2 separate regions of the Mus musculus genome follow, and region 1 is linked to region 2. Evidence: chromatin contacts called from ENCODE Hi-C data. All regions are on one chromosome and are shown on one strand. The core of a region is the stretch at or near the end of the contact, and the rest is flanking DNA. Distances in the headings are between cores, read along the strand shown. Region 1 overlaps Kcnk10 (potassium channel, subfamily K, member 10). Region 2 holds the start of Kcnk10 (potassium channel, subfamily K, member 10).

The links. A loop is a pair of places that touch in the nucleus more often than their neighbours do.
Region 1: a loop to region 2 is called in a map of left cerebral cortex, with 7 times the contacts of the local background. The contact joins the enhancer-like site here to the promoter of Kcnk10 in region 2. A Hi-C loop is called at or near these places in 6 of 37 maps with a recorded cell type or tissue (left cerebral cortex and v-Abl transformed pro-B cells).

Annotation. Positions count from the first base shown.
Region 1 is chr12:98,532,254-98,538,532 of GRCm38, forward strand. The region is part of intron 1 of Kcnk10 (potassium channel, subfamily K, member 10); the gene reads right to left. Among named protein-coding and RNA genes, the nearest start is that of Gm40893, 12 kb to the left of the region's middle. Within about 2 kb of position 3,549, at least 1 of the 3 ENCODE cell types and tissues checked has a DNase peak (open chromatin) inside an H3K27ac peak, as active enhancers do; it is left cerebral cortex, where a contact is called at or near this core.
Region 2 is chr12:98,572,676-98,578,851 of GRCm38, forward strand. Kcnk10 (potassium channel, subfamily K, member 10) reads right to left here and starts at 2,037. Exons shown (of 7, transcript NM_001316665.1): 1 at 1,482-2,037. The coding sequence starts at 1,533.

The DNA of each region.
Region 1 (6,279 bases), core at 2,299-4,798, 39 kb before region 2:
TGACCCCAAAGTCAAAACTGTAGAGGTGAACAGCCACCACCGGGGTTCTTGCAGTCTAGTCCAAAATGCTTCCATAGTATATTTTGATTTATGCCCTATGTTTTTCCCCTGTAAATTAAATTAACTAAAACATTTTGACAGGGAAACATCACTCCCCATCATGCAATTGCACCTTTCAAAATACCTTCTCTCCCCTGGGACCAAGTGTTTGAGATCCTAGTTTAAATGGCATTGGCAGAGCCTTTTCTTTAAGCTAGGGGTCTACATCCTCCAGGAGTCTTGTCAAAAGCTGTTACCTCTCTTCACTGGGGCCCCTCCTATCTAGGCTCTAAGCAATGGTCAAGAAAGCCTGATAAAATCCCTACGTTGTTCTTACACTTTCAAAGGCTTCGTGGACAGGGCTCCCCCTCGGCCCCTCCAGCCTTCCTTTCCTTCCACACGCTGCTCTCTCGCTCTGCAAAGTCTTCTTCAGTCATACTCAAGTAGATCCTAAGTAGGTGTTCTAATATCGCCATTGTCCTTAAAGATCCACAGTGAGAGGCAAAACCACATAAAATTGTATTTCAAGTTATTAGGAAGAAAAATCCTACAACTTCAGCACTTAACTCATTCTCTTGCTGAGGGAATCTGTTCATCTTGCCTCAGCTGATCACACTGACACAAGAAGCTAAGGAAAGTCAATAAATTCTAGGACAAAATAAAGAAAGAGTTGCACTGTGTTTATAATGCACTAGAAACTCAATGTATTCGTCATCTGTCATTCAATCAGTGACTGTCCTCTCTGCACCAGGAAGGCTCCCTAATCCCTTCTCCAAGCCACCATTCATTAGAAAGAACCATTCTTCTGGGAAGTGCAAGGCCAAATGTCACAAAAAGAGTAGGTTCCATGACCCTAGAGTTATGAAGGGGTTGTTGTTGTTGTTGTTGTTGTTGTTGTTTCCCTCTCTAAATAGCCCTGTCTGTCCTTGAACTCTGTAGACCAGGCTGGCCTCAATCACAGAGACCTGCCTGCTTCTGCCTCCTGAGTGTTGAGGTTAAGGTGTGCACCACTATACCCAGGTGACCCTAGAGTTTCAGTCTTTCTCTTGCTTTTAGCTTCCTCTCCTCTGATCCACCTTCCCGTTGCCCCATCCCAGACCCAAGCCTCTGTTCAGAACCTTGTCTACTTCTTCAGCCTCTTGGTGCACCAACCTGCACAGCTTCCAAGGATCCACTATACTCTACACATATATATCAATTCCCAGCAACCACATGGTGGCTCATAAGTATCTATAATGAGACCTGGTACCCTCTTCTGATCTGCAGGCAGGATGCTGTATAATAAATAAATAAATAAATAAATAAATAAATCTTTAAATTCTCTTCTTGATTCTCCAAATCCTCTCATTGAGAGCGCTCTCTTGTTAGTAACTCTGAGACAAACAACCCAATATCCAAGCCTCACATTGCCTCTAGTTCTAACCAGCACCATCATCGCCTTCCCATTTCAACCAGGAACTTATAGTGGACCCCCCCCCCCAAACAGACCTGCTTGTGATTTAGTGCAACTCGACTTACTGAGAGAAGGGCCATAAAGAGGATGAGAGAAGCAGAGAGCCAGGAGACTAGCCCAAGGAAAATTCCAGTCTTTGCCTGAGCCTGGGGGACTCTGGAATCTTTATTCCTTCTCAGTGTTTGTCCAGCTTTGAAACCCAGGGGCTGAGCTTTCAACCACTTATGGAATATGTGGCCACCATATATGGAAAACGCCTGGGAGATATGGATTCCTAGAGACATCAAGATGGAGATCCTTGTGTACCAAGGAAGGCTATAGGTACAAGCCAGAGAGAAAAGCACATAGAAGATGGCGTACAAAGAAGAGCAGATCGGAGAGACAAAAACATCTATGTGTGGATACAGGAAGAAAGCCTCCCTCTAGGAACCACAGAGGAGACCCTCACAGGACTCTGAGGTTGTCTTGACTGGACTTAGACCCAGGAGAAATAAGTATCGAAGCCCATGGTATTTTGTTACAGTAGCCCAGCCCAAGCTAACTGAGACACCAACTTGGGCCTCCTCTCCCTCCAGCTTACTGCTCTCAAATTACACTCTGCTTCTGCCCTCCCCTCTGCTACATCCTCCCTGCACCCCCTTGTCACTTCTGCATCCAGCTTAGATTTCATGTTCAACACTTCTCTTCAGCCAACTTTCTTTCCATTTTCTCCTATGTGACCATTAACCTTCACTGTCATCATAACTAGACTTAGAATCACCATACAAACCCATCTTGTCATTGAGGGTATTTTCATAAAAGTTTAACGAAGCAAGAAAACCCCACCCTGCGTGTGGGCAGCAGGGGCCTGAACTGAACAAATGGGAAAGAAACTGAGCAGAGGATACTTGTCTTGCAGCTTCCTGACGGTGGATACAATGTTAGCTGCCGCCTCAAGCTCCTGGCGCCAGGACCTCACTGTGAACTGTGGGCCAGGATAAAACCTTCCTTATTTAAGCTGCTTCTGTCGGGTAATTTGTTGCAGCCTATGAGAAAAGTAGTTAATAGATCCCGAACACCTAGAAGTGTACCTCTCAGAACTACTCTTACTCTCTGCTTTCTCTACAGCTGAGATGCTATTTCTGGGAAAATGGAATCTCCTTGGGGACTGCTGTCATTCTCAATCCACAGCCCCCTTCCTCATCTGGTCCTGTCCTGTTTCCCTTCTGCCACGATAAATATTATAAAGACACTAAAGCTAGCCTCACTATCAGTAGACACCATATAGACATAGACACTCGACAAGATACATATTTACAAAGGAATTCTCTGCAGAAAGTGTCAAATAGTACACCTAAACTGGACTTGGCTTCCAGCTATATATTTTAATGAATAAACTATGTTGAACAAGGTATGCCATTGCCTTTATTCCAAGTCTCTGAGATGGAGACTGAACCCTCCCTCCCTTCTGGAACATTCTGCTTTGCAAGCAGTCCTAGCTAACCCCGTTTCCCAGCCTGACTGCTCAGTGCTCCTGGCTCACAGCAGCCACTGAAACCACCTTCAGAAACACTTTTTCCATGGGGGGTGGGGGGAAGTATTTAGACACTTCTTCCTTCACTGTGCCTACGAAGCTGCAAAAATAAACAAGATCTGTCGTAGGGAGAAGACAGTTTGTACGAAACATCCTACAAGTCGGCTTTGCATTTGAGCATCACCTTCTGGTTAATCTCCCTTAGAAAAAAAAAGTTCCTCTAAATGCGCATCCGTGATGCCTACATCAGCACCATCTCTGTGATGCTCATGCAGCTATCAGAGGCGAGGGATGGGTGTGGGTTGCAGGAAGAGTACGACTAGAAGGGCTGTTGCCTCCAGTATTACTCACGAGGCTGAGGAGACAGTGACGTTGGAGGCGTACAAATCCATTCATCTGAAGAGTGTTAAGATAATAATAGCTCTGATTAGAGACGTCTTCAAGGAATCAAGAGACTTATTGAAAACGTAGACTAGATTCCCCGTAGTAAGACAGATCTGTGGATTCCCAGTAGCACCCATGTCTGGAGGATAAGCCGGCCTCTGCTTGAAGGCAAGAGTCAGCACTGCCTGGGCAATCTTGAGGCTGAAACAGCTCCTAGGGAATTTTCCACACCAGCTGCTGAACTCCTCATCCCATCCCCAAAAATATCCTCTCTTGCTAGCGATTCTTTATGCCAGAGAGTAAACTCTTTAGGAGGCCCCTTGACAGTGGGCCCTTTCATCTCTGTCTGGGTCTTGCATAATCCCAACCTCAACGCACATGCTATAAATGCCTTGGATAAAGTCCACAGAAGAAAATCATCAAAAGTTGATCAAGTGTCCCTTGGAGTCGAGGCACCAAGTGCACAGGGACAAGCAGCAGAGTCCCTGCTGCACAGGAGCTGAGCAGTTGGGGTAGAAGTAATCATATGTGGGGAGCAGAGGACAGTACCTTCACCTCCACCCCCACGCGACACAGCACTCATTCTCGGGCTCAGAGGTGACACATGCTGTCACGTGACTCCTCTAGAAAGCTGCCAAGATTCATGCAGCTCCTTATGCTCTTTAAGGGTAGGATGCCCAAAAGCAAGGGTAAACAGAAGTTTGCTCCAGTGACATTTTCAAGAGCCAAATCCTTTCTCGCCATAGATCCTTAGACTCAAGAGTTAATCAGGTGAAAGCTCTATGACTGGTCAGATAGATGCAACTGAGCAGCCAGAAGAAGCGTATTTACCTCCAAGGAACTATGAGATTTATTATTGGAAAATCTAAGTCAAATTAGATACGTAATAGTAGCATATAGTAGCATTAAGCCCTTGATATAGACTAAAAGAATTCCTGTCAGCTTCAGTGAATGTTAACTGCTGGTATGTGATCCTTCTAAATAACCCAGCCAGGGAAACCGCGAGATGAAAAGAGCCATTTTCATAGAAAGTAAAATCTAATCTTCGGATTCTCAGGTTTGAGCCAAGGGATAGAATATTTGCAGAAAATCCTAGCTTCATGTTTAATTCATCGGATAGTCTTAATTCAACTGGTGCTTCATTTCCTTGAAATTGCCTCTGAAGGGGTCATCTGAAGTAGTTCTGTGGTTATGGCGCCTCCGTCTCGTAGAGAAGAGAGGAAAGAGAAGCAGAGAGATTGCCATAAGCAATTAAAAGAGCAAATGACTCACCCTGGCGCTTGTGGAATTTGTGGGCAGAGCCAAGACTTCTTTGCCACTTAGAGAACTTTAATGGCCCTTCAGAGGCCAGTTACCCTTAAACCATCATACTGGGGAGGCAATCCACTCAACAGACATTTGCACCATGGGCACAAGGGTTTCATCCCACAGACAAATTCCAACATGCCCCACCACTAACTCACCGAGGACTTCCACTTGAGGCCCAGTTCTCATGTTTTCTACATCACACTACAAGTACAGGGTGGGTGGTTCCTTTCACCTTCACAGGGCATACGTATGTGACTCAATTTTCTTTTCTTTTTCATTCCTTTCTCTTTTTTTCTACTCCCCTTTCTTTTTTTTTTTTTTTAAGGATGTGGTCTCATGCACCCAAACTGGCCTCAAACCACTAATACCCAAGGATGGCCTTGAGCATTCACCCTCTTGTCTCCAGCTCCTTTGCAGACCTGCGCTGCTACCCACAGCTGGGTTATGTGGTAGTGCAGATCGAACTAAAGGCTTCATGGGAGCTATCCACACTCTATAGCTTCAACCCATAATGCAATTTCTATAAACCTGGCATTTGATGAGAACCTACTACATACTTGGCATTCTGAGATGTGCTAAAATAATTTAGTAAATGCATTATTATCACCAGAGCTGGTGGCTAAAATCCACCATTTTAGCCATTTAAAAATGACCATTCAAGGTGAGCTTCCATATACAGCAAGCAAAAATGCAGGGCAACCAGTTAAATTTGTGTTTTAGATTAATAATCACAACAAAATTTCAAGTGTAGGCCAAATACTACCTGAAACAGACTTTTCCAGATTTTCTTTTGCAATTCAAATTTCACTGGATAGCTGGTATGTTGTCTGCCAACGCTAAGTTAAGGACCAGAGAGAAGCACAGCTATTAACCATCCACAACGCACAAGCCGAGACTGATCCTAGAAGTACTATGCACAGCACTATGGTTTGATGTGTTCCCAGAGTCTGTGTGCTAGAAACCTGGTGGCCAGTGTGTCAGTGCTGAAAAGTAGGACCAGTAAAGGGTGACGGGCCGGGGAAAGTGACTCAGTGGCAGGCCATGTGCTTAGCATGGATGAAGCTTTAGATTCAGTCCCCACAGCAAACCCCCAAAAGTAATCCAACCAGGCAAGCTCTGCCCTCATAAGTGGGCTAACTTCACTGTGCAGGGAGTAGGCTTATTTCTAAGAGTGGGTTTGCTGCAAAAGCAGGTTTGGTTGAATTGACATATTTAAACAAATGTCATTAGACCATTACAATTTTAAGTATAAAGTACCTCTATTGACTAAATTGATTCTTCTACAGTAAACGTGACCCTTCTAATGACTAATGAGGAAACAATACACATTAGGATTATTAGCAGCCAATACACTATCCCAAGTGCTCAATCTCTTAGTCTTGGCTTATTTGCATATGCATGAGTTGCCTAAAATGCAATGACTACCTCTTTAAAAACCAGCAATAAAAGTAAATAGCTAGGGTCTCCCTCCTCCTCCCCCTCCCCCTCTCCTCTCTTTCCCTCTCCCTCTTTCCCTTTTTTTCTTCCCCTCTCCCCTCTCCCTCTCTCCTCTCCCTCTTCTCTCTCCCTCTCCCCTCCCTCT
Region 2 (6,176 bases), core at 787-3,286:
TGGTGCCCACAGAGCATGCTACACTTTGAATTCCTAATGCCACCCTACAGTGACTAATTTTGACCTGACACCCACACTGTAAACTCCAAGAAGACAGGTATTTTGCCTGCCCTCTTCTGACTATATTTCCAAGTCTCAGACTGTGCCCGGTGTCAAGTATGTATTTGACGAATAAATCCTGCGATGATTTAAAATAAAAGCCAAACTACCAGGCTTTGTAATTTCCAGAGATTTGGAGACCAAACAGAAGGCTGAGGCTGTACTGAAGGTATTTACAAACTGAAGGGCAATACCTCTTCATTCACTCTTCAGTCAGGCAAGTCATAAGACATTTTCTTCAAACATAACTTGCTTTCCTGGATCTAGTCTGAGGAAGGGAAGAAATGAAGTCATAAAAGAAATTGAAAGGGAGGAACTGAGCTGAGTGGGAATTAGATGTGATCAAGATATATTGTATAAAACTGTCAAAGACTAAATAAAACAATATTCTTTAAAAGAAGAAATATAATCTCTCTCTCTCACACACACACACACACACACACACACATTTTAACTCCAAGACTCACTCAAGCGCTGCCTATCCTACCCAATTCAGCCTGTATATGAGCTAAGAGGTGACTGGACACACTGTTTCAACTTGTCCCGCTCCAATACTATTTACAAAGAGCCACAATATCTATACATTAACATGTGGGGCAGTGGCCAAGACCAGGAGTATGGTGCACCCACACAACCTGCCTTAATACTCTTTACAGGAAGGGAAAGTGAACCCACACTCCTAAAAGCATACCAAACCATTGTGTGCGTGGGCACGCTGTAGGTTACTCCGTGAGCCCTTCCCAGACCCACCCTTGTGGAGAAAAACCACTCCCCACAGCCTTTCTACAACCTGAGCCAAAGGAGCCTAGTCGGCAGGATTAGTAATAAGACAGAGCAAAGACTCTGGAAGCCCCTTGGGCTCCATTATGCTTCATGCCCTATGAGAGAAGTGCTACCCCAGGGACAGCTGGGGCAGATCGTAGCCTCACATGCTGCCAAGAAACCTGTCCCTCTGAGGACACGCGGGCCATGAGGCTCAGCTCCAGGTCCAGTGAGAGTCACCCCACCCATCTGCCAGAGAGAGACAAAGATCACTAGAAACAAAGGACACACACACACAGGCACACGTACATGCACATTCACAAAGTCAAAAGCAAATACCAACACTTGGTATAATTTCAAAACAAACAGCAGCTTGGTGTGTCTTTAAATAGACGGTGAAACCATCCTAGAGGGACAACGACTATGTGATCTTGACAGGCGCGATCTGGGTTCCGAACCCACGCTGCCTCCGCCCTCCTCCCACCCACGCTGCAGTTGTCAGGCGCATTTCCCAGCCTCAGGACGCATGCTGCCTGCCGGGAGCAAGCCCATCCACGCCTGCCAGTGAGGCACCAGCAGGTGGAAGAGAGCCAGGGTAGCCCGAAGTAGGCAATACCAACCTTTAGGATCCCAGTTCACCTGCTTTCTTGGCGTCTCGATTGGAAATTTCATTGCTCCGTTGCCCACAGGGGGATGAAATGAAAAGAATCAAAATAATAATAATAAAGTCTTCAAGATTTACAACTCGTCGGTTAAACAGACCAACGGAACAATTTGTGAGGATGGAGGAGCACTGAAGTGGCTCGTGGGGAGCCCCAGAGAAAGACAAGCGGGGAAAATACTAGCAGAGGAAAGCACCGAGCACTGGCTTGGTTGGGTGTTTGCACCGGTTAAGGGGGTGGCCAGCTGCTGCCCTTGTGGGTGAAAGAAAAAGTAAGATCGGATGCTGAGGGTGGTTCCGAGAGGATCAAAGAGCCGGGCTGCTTCTGCAAAAGCGCGGTAGGCAGATGCGAGGCTGAGCAGCCGCCGGGCGGAGGCCGGAGTGAAGCCCACCGCAGCGTCCCTCGGGTCCCCAAAGGCGTGTTCGTACCCCCTCTCTCGCATCCACACACACGCACACACACATACACACACATCCATACATACACGCACACACACACACACAGGCGCGCGCACACCGGGCCGCGCGCTCGGGCGGACACGTCAGCCTCGCTCGTCTGAGCACAGAGCACTCGCCCCTCCCCAGCCGCGGCTCCTCGCCCCCGGGCGACGCCCCCCACTCTCCACCCGCTGAAAGCCATTGGACAGAAGGATGGCGCGGCGCCCCGGGGAGCTCGCGGCTAAGGCGACCCTCCCCGTGGCGCGCTGCAGGTGCCGCGCCACTGCGGGAGAACGCCGGGCGCGCGTGGACCCCGGACACCCGGGCTCGTCGCTGGGCGGTGGCGGACCTGTCCTTCCCCGGGCTGCGCGGAGACAGCGAGCAGAGGGCGCGGCTGCTACTTACTGACGCGGCCGCAGCGTGCTCGGTGGAGTTGCAGCCGGAGACACGCTTGGCTGCCTGGAAGGCTCTGCAGGAGGCGGAGGAAAGGGCCTGCCTGCCGCGGCCCCACCGCAGACCTCGGCCTGGGGGGGGTGACCTCCTTTCACCGCTCCCACCCCGGGTGCCTGCTCTTTCTCTCTTGTCACTTCATTTTTGGTACTCCACTCCTTGCTCCCCAGCGTGGTCCTCTCGCCTGAGTCCCGAACCCAGGTCCCCACGGCGCTCCTGAGTGAAGGAAGCTAACACCAGCCATGAGCCTTTTGTTCTGGGACCGCTTGGCGCTGGCTGCGATCTCATCGCGCGCCTAGTTCCCCAGGCACAGCTTGGTCTCTTCCCCAGCTACCTGTAGCTGGACTGGGGCTCCTGCTTGGAGGCTGGGGAGATGGGCTGGGGAGAGACTTTGAGGCCCAGGAGGAAAGAGGAGTTGCTAAGGTTTGGCGACTCTACTTGGAGAAGCTAAGGAGGTGGCCCGGGAGCCCTTGAAAATCAGCCAATGGTGGGTGCAGGAAGACTTCAGCCCTCAGCTGTGCTCTCAGAGAGTTAGGGAGATGCCCCACCCCATTCTCCCCATCCTGGAATCCCTAGGTGGGTTTATGGTAAGAAAAACGCCAGAAACGGCCAACAGTGCTCCGGTGCTCTTGAAAGAGCCACCCAAGTATCCATATGAATTCTGCTTATAAGTTCACTGGGGTGCCTAGCAACAGAGACTTGCACATAACAGACACTCAAAATAATTAACAACAACAAAACTAATAATATATATGCTAAAGGAAGTGTAATGTTTGCTAAAGGAAGGTTTGATTAGCTCACTGTGGTGTTGGATAGGAAGTTCAACTCAGACCCCTGGCCTATAAGTAAGTAAAATCTCTTATTCATTCAGCATCTACATACCGAACTCCTTCTGTGTGCCATCACAGACCTAGGTGCTGGCCACCTGGCAAAGGGCAAGACTGGCGTGGGTGTCCTTCGGAGAACACGTGCCAGGAGGTCAGATTGATGGTTACTGCCTTAACTTAGGGAAGAAGAAGTGACAACTGTCCTATTCCCAAGTCTGCCAGCTGCGGTCCTCAAAACCTACACTAGCTTGGCATTCAAGATGCCTTGGAGGTTCATGGGAGGCCTGGGTCAACTTATCAATACACATACACACACCACCACCACCACCACTACCACCACACTTCTCTACGGAGCTATTGTGGGAAGTGCTTTGTCACTGACTTCACAAGCTGCCCAGACACAAGCTTTGAGTTCTCTGCAGACCAAGTTCAAGGAAAGCTGGCACCACCCAGAGATGCTGTTCTGCCTCCTCGGCCCTTTGGATGGCTTCCCTGAGTGCATTGGAGAGAGAGCAGCCTCCTCTGGGCTGTTTCCACACTTTCCCCTCCTTGGACTTCGAGGATGAACAAGACATTAACATAAAGCAAATTGAACTAACTTGTGCATTTCTCAGTTGTGAGCCCCAGAGAAACTGGTATGCATAGGAATTCTTTACCCAAGCCCACAGAAAGGAGACTCTCAGAAGCACTTTCATGCCTCTCTCTACCCTTTCCTCCCTGCATCTCTATTGGAATCAGCAAAAAATCAACAGAGAAGCACATCTCTCCAAAAACCCCTTTAGGTGATGAGGCAAAACAGCTTATTTAATGCAACTTCACCTTCTCTCGCCTCTCATTCTCCATCAGCTTCCTCCATCTCTCTGAGGATGCTCTCCCTGGCCTCCTTTTTACAGAGTCTGCTTAGGGGAATAAAAACCACCCCCAGGATCATGGAGGGGAGATGGAGACCCCAAGTTTATCTGACCCCAAGACCCATCATTTCTATACCAAAACCTTGGGGTACAGGACCATGAATCTGACCAGATGTGTTCTTTTGAATAATGATGATCCAAATATTGGGTTATCCAAACGTCAGCCCCTTTCTATTTGCATAAGGAACTGGGCTATTGTGCAGTCGAGGGGGTCAACATTAAGGGATTTTATCACTGCCCAAAGAACCACTCCTTGGAACAAACTGCAGTCTTCTGATGCATTAGCATTCAGCCAATCAACAAACACGGAGCATTCCCCCATGTCCAAAGTAAGTTGCAGGTCTTCCTTAAAAGTGATTTTGACCTCTAGGTGATAGATGACCTCCCCACCCCAGTAGCAGAAGGACAGTTATGGGGAGGCTGGGAGACTTAGGGCAGACCCTACTGGCCCAAGAAACAGAATTCATACTGATACATAGCTTTTGGTTGGGTTAAAGTCTTGCTCTGGCCACTGGCATGGGGGAAGGTCTCTGCCCTGAATCACTGGATCCCTTCGCTCTTGCCTTTCAGGGGCCATTCACCTCTGGGGCATCCCCTCATCCCCACTCTCATTCTCAAAGACAAGTTTATGGGGAGGGAGTACAAAAATAAAAGAAATCCCAGTACCCTCCCTGATGCGTGTGAAATTAAATGCAATTCTTCCAAAACTGAGATGCAAGACCACCACCCCTCAAAGAAAGAAAGAAAGAAAGAGAGAGAGAGAGAGAGAGAGAGAGAGAGAGAGAGAGAGAGAGAGAAAAGAGAAAAGAGAAAAGAGAAAAGAGAAAAAAGAAAACAGCACCCTAACCCATTAGCTAATTAGCACTCTTCGTGCCCCCACCCCACCCCCTCCCCGCCAGTTTCCATCACTGCCAATGTACATTGATTGGTTGGTTGGTTATTTGGGGACTCATTCCACTTACCCAAAGGAGGAAGAAAGAAGTAACCTATGTAGGAAAAATACATCCACAAAAAAGGCTGCGCGGAGTGGTTGGGTCTCGCTCTGCGCCACAACAACTTCCATGGCTATCGCTGCGGGCCAGTTAGAGCTGGTGGAAAGAGCCCGCCTCGGGTTTCTGCCGCAGCAAAACAAAGCGTCTGAGGGAAAATCTCCCTGCATTCGCTCGCAGTCTCCAGCCAGGAGCCCCTGGCTGGCAGCAGTGGCGGCCAGAGTGCACTGGGTTTTCTGCCCCTGTCCCTGCAGCTCAAGAGTAGAGTTGCCGCACTCTTTAACGCTAGCTGCATGGCCCGGCGTGGGAGGGATGGGGAAACCCCAAAACCTCAGTCATCTCTGATGACGAAGTTTGCCTGAATTGGCAAGCCCTTAAGCATTCGCTTCGCCGCCTGGGCTGACACACTGAGACCTGAGGGGGCAGCTAGTTACATGGGGCGGACAGCTCACACAGGGAATCACTGAACACTGCTCCGAGGCAAGGCAGGAGAATATCCTGGGACAGCAAATCTCAGAGAAGCATGAAACAGCTCGGGGGATCCTGCTTCGCAAAGGGGAGAGGGGTGGGTCTGATTAAAATCTACTTTAAATTCACAAATAGGTTCATGGACCTGCATAGAATTATTGGGTTTTGCCATTCCTCTCCCAAACCCAGAGGAAATCCCCGTACTTTAACCTTTTCAAATACATGAGGGATAACTTCAAGTCCTCTTTTCAAAAGACTTGCATTATGGTTTGTATGTCATTTTATGAAGATATCACCTGAATAAGCAAGCAAGCGCACCCACCCACACGGGAATACATCCATTCATTATGGAATGGTTATCCATTAGCACTAACTTAAATTGCTACCAGAACTATCCCTCCCCACCTCCTCCCCGCATGGCAGTGTCTCCACATGTCTCTCAGTATTCAGTGACTCTTAATGTTTTGCGTCCCAAACATCATCTGGGAAAGCTACCTGTAAGTTTATGTTGCTCTCATCTTGGGCTGTGCTTTGGCTTGGAAAAGCCAGAGACAACTCCTCAACAAAAGGT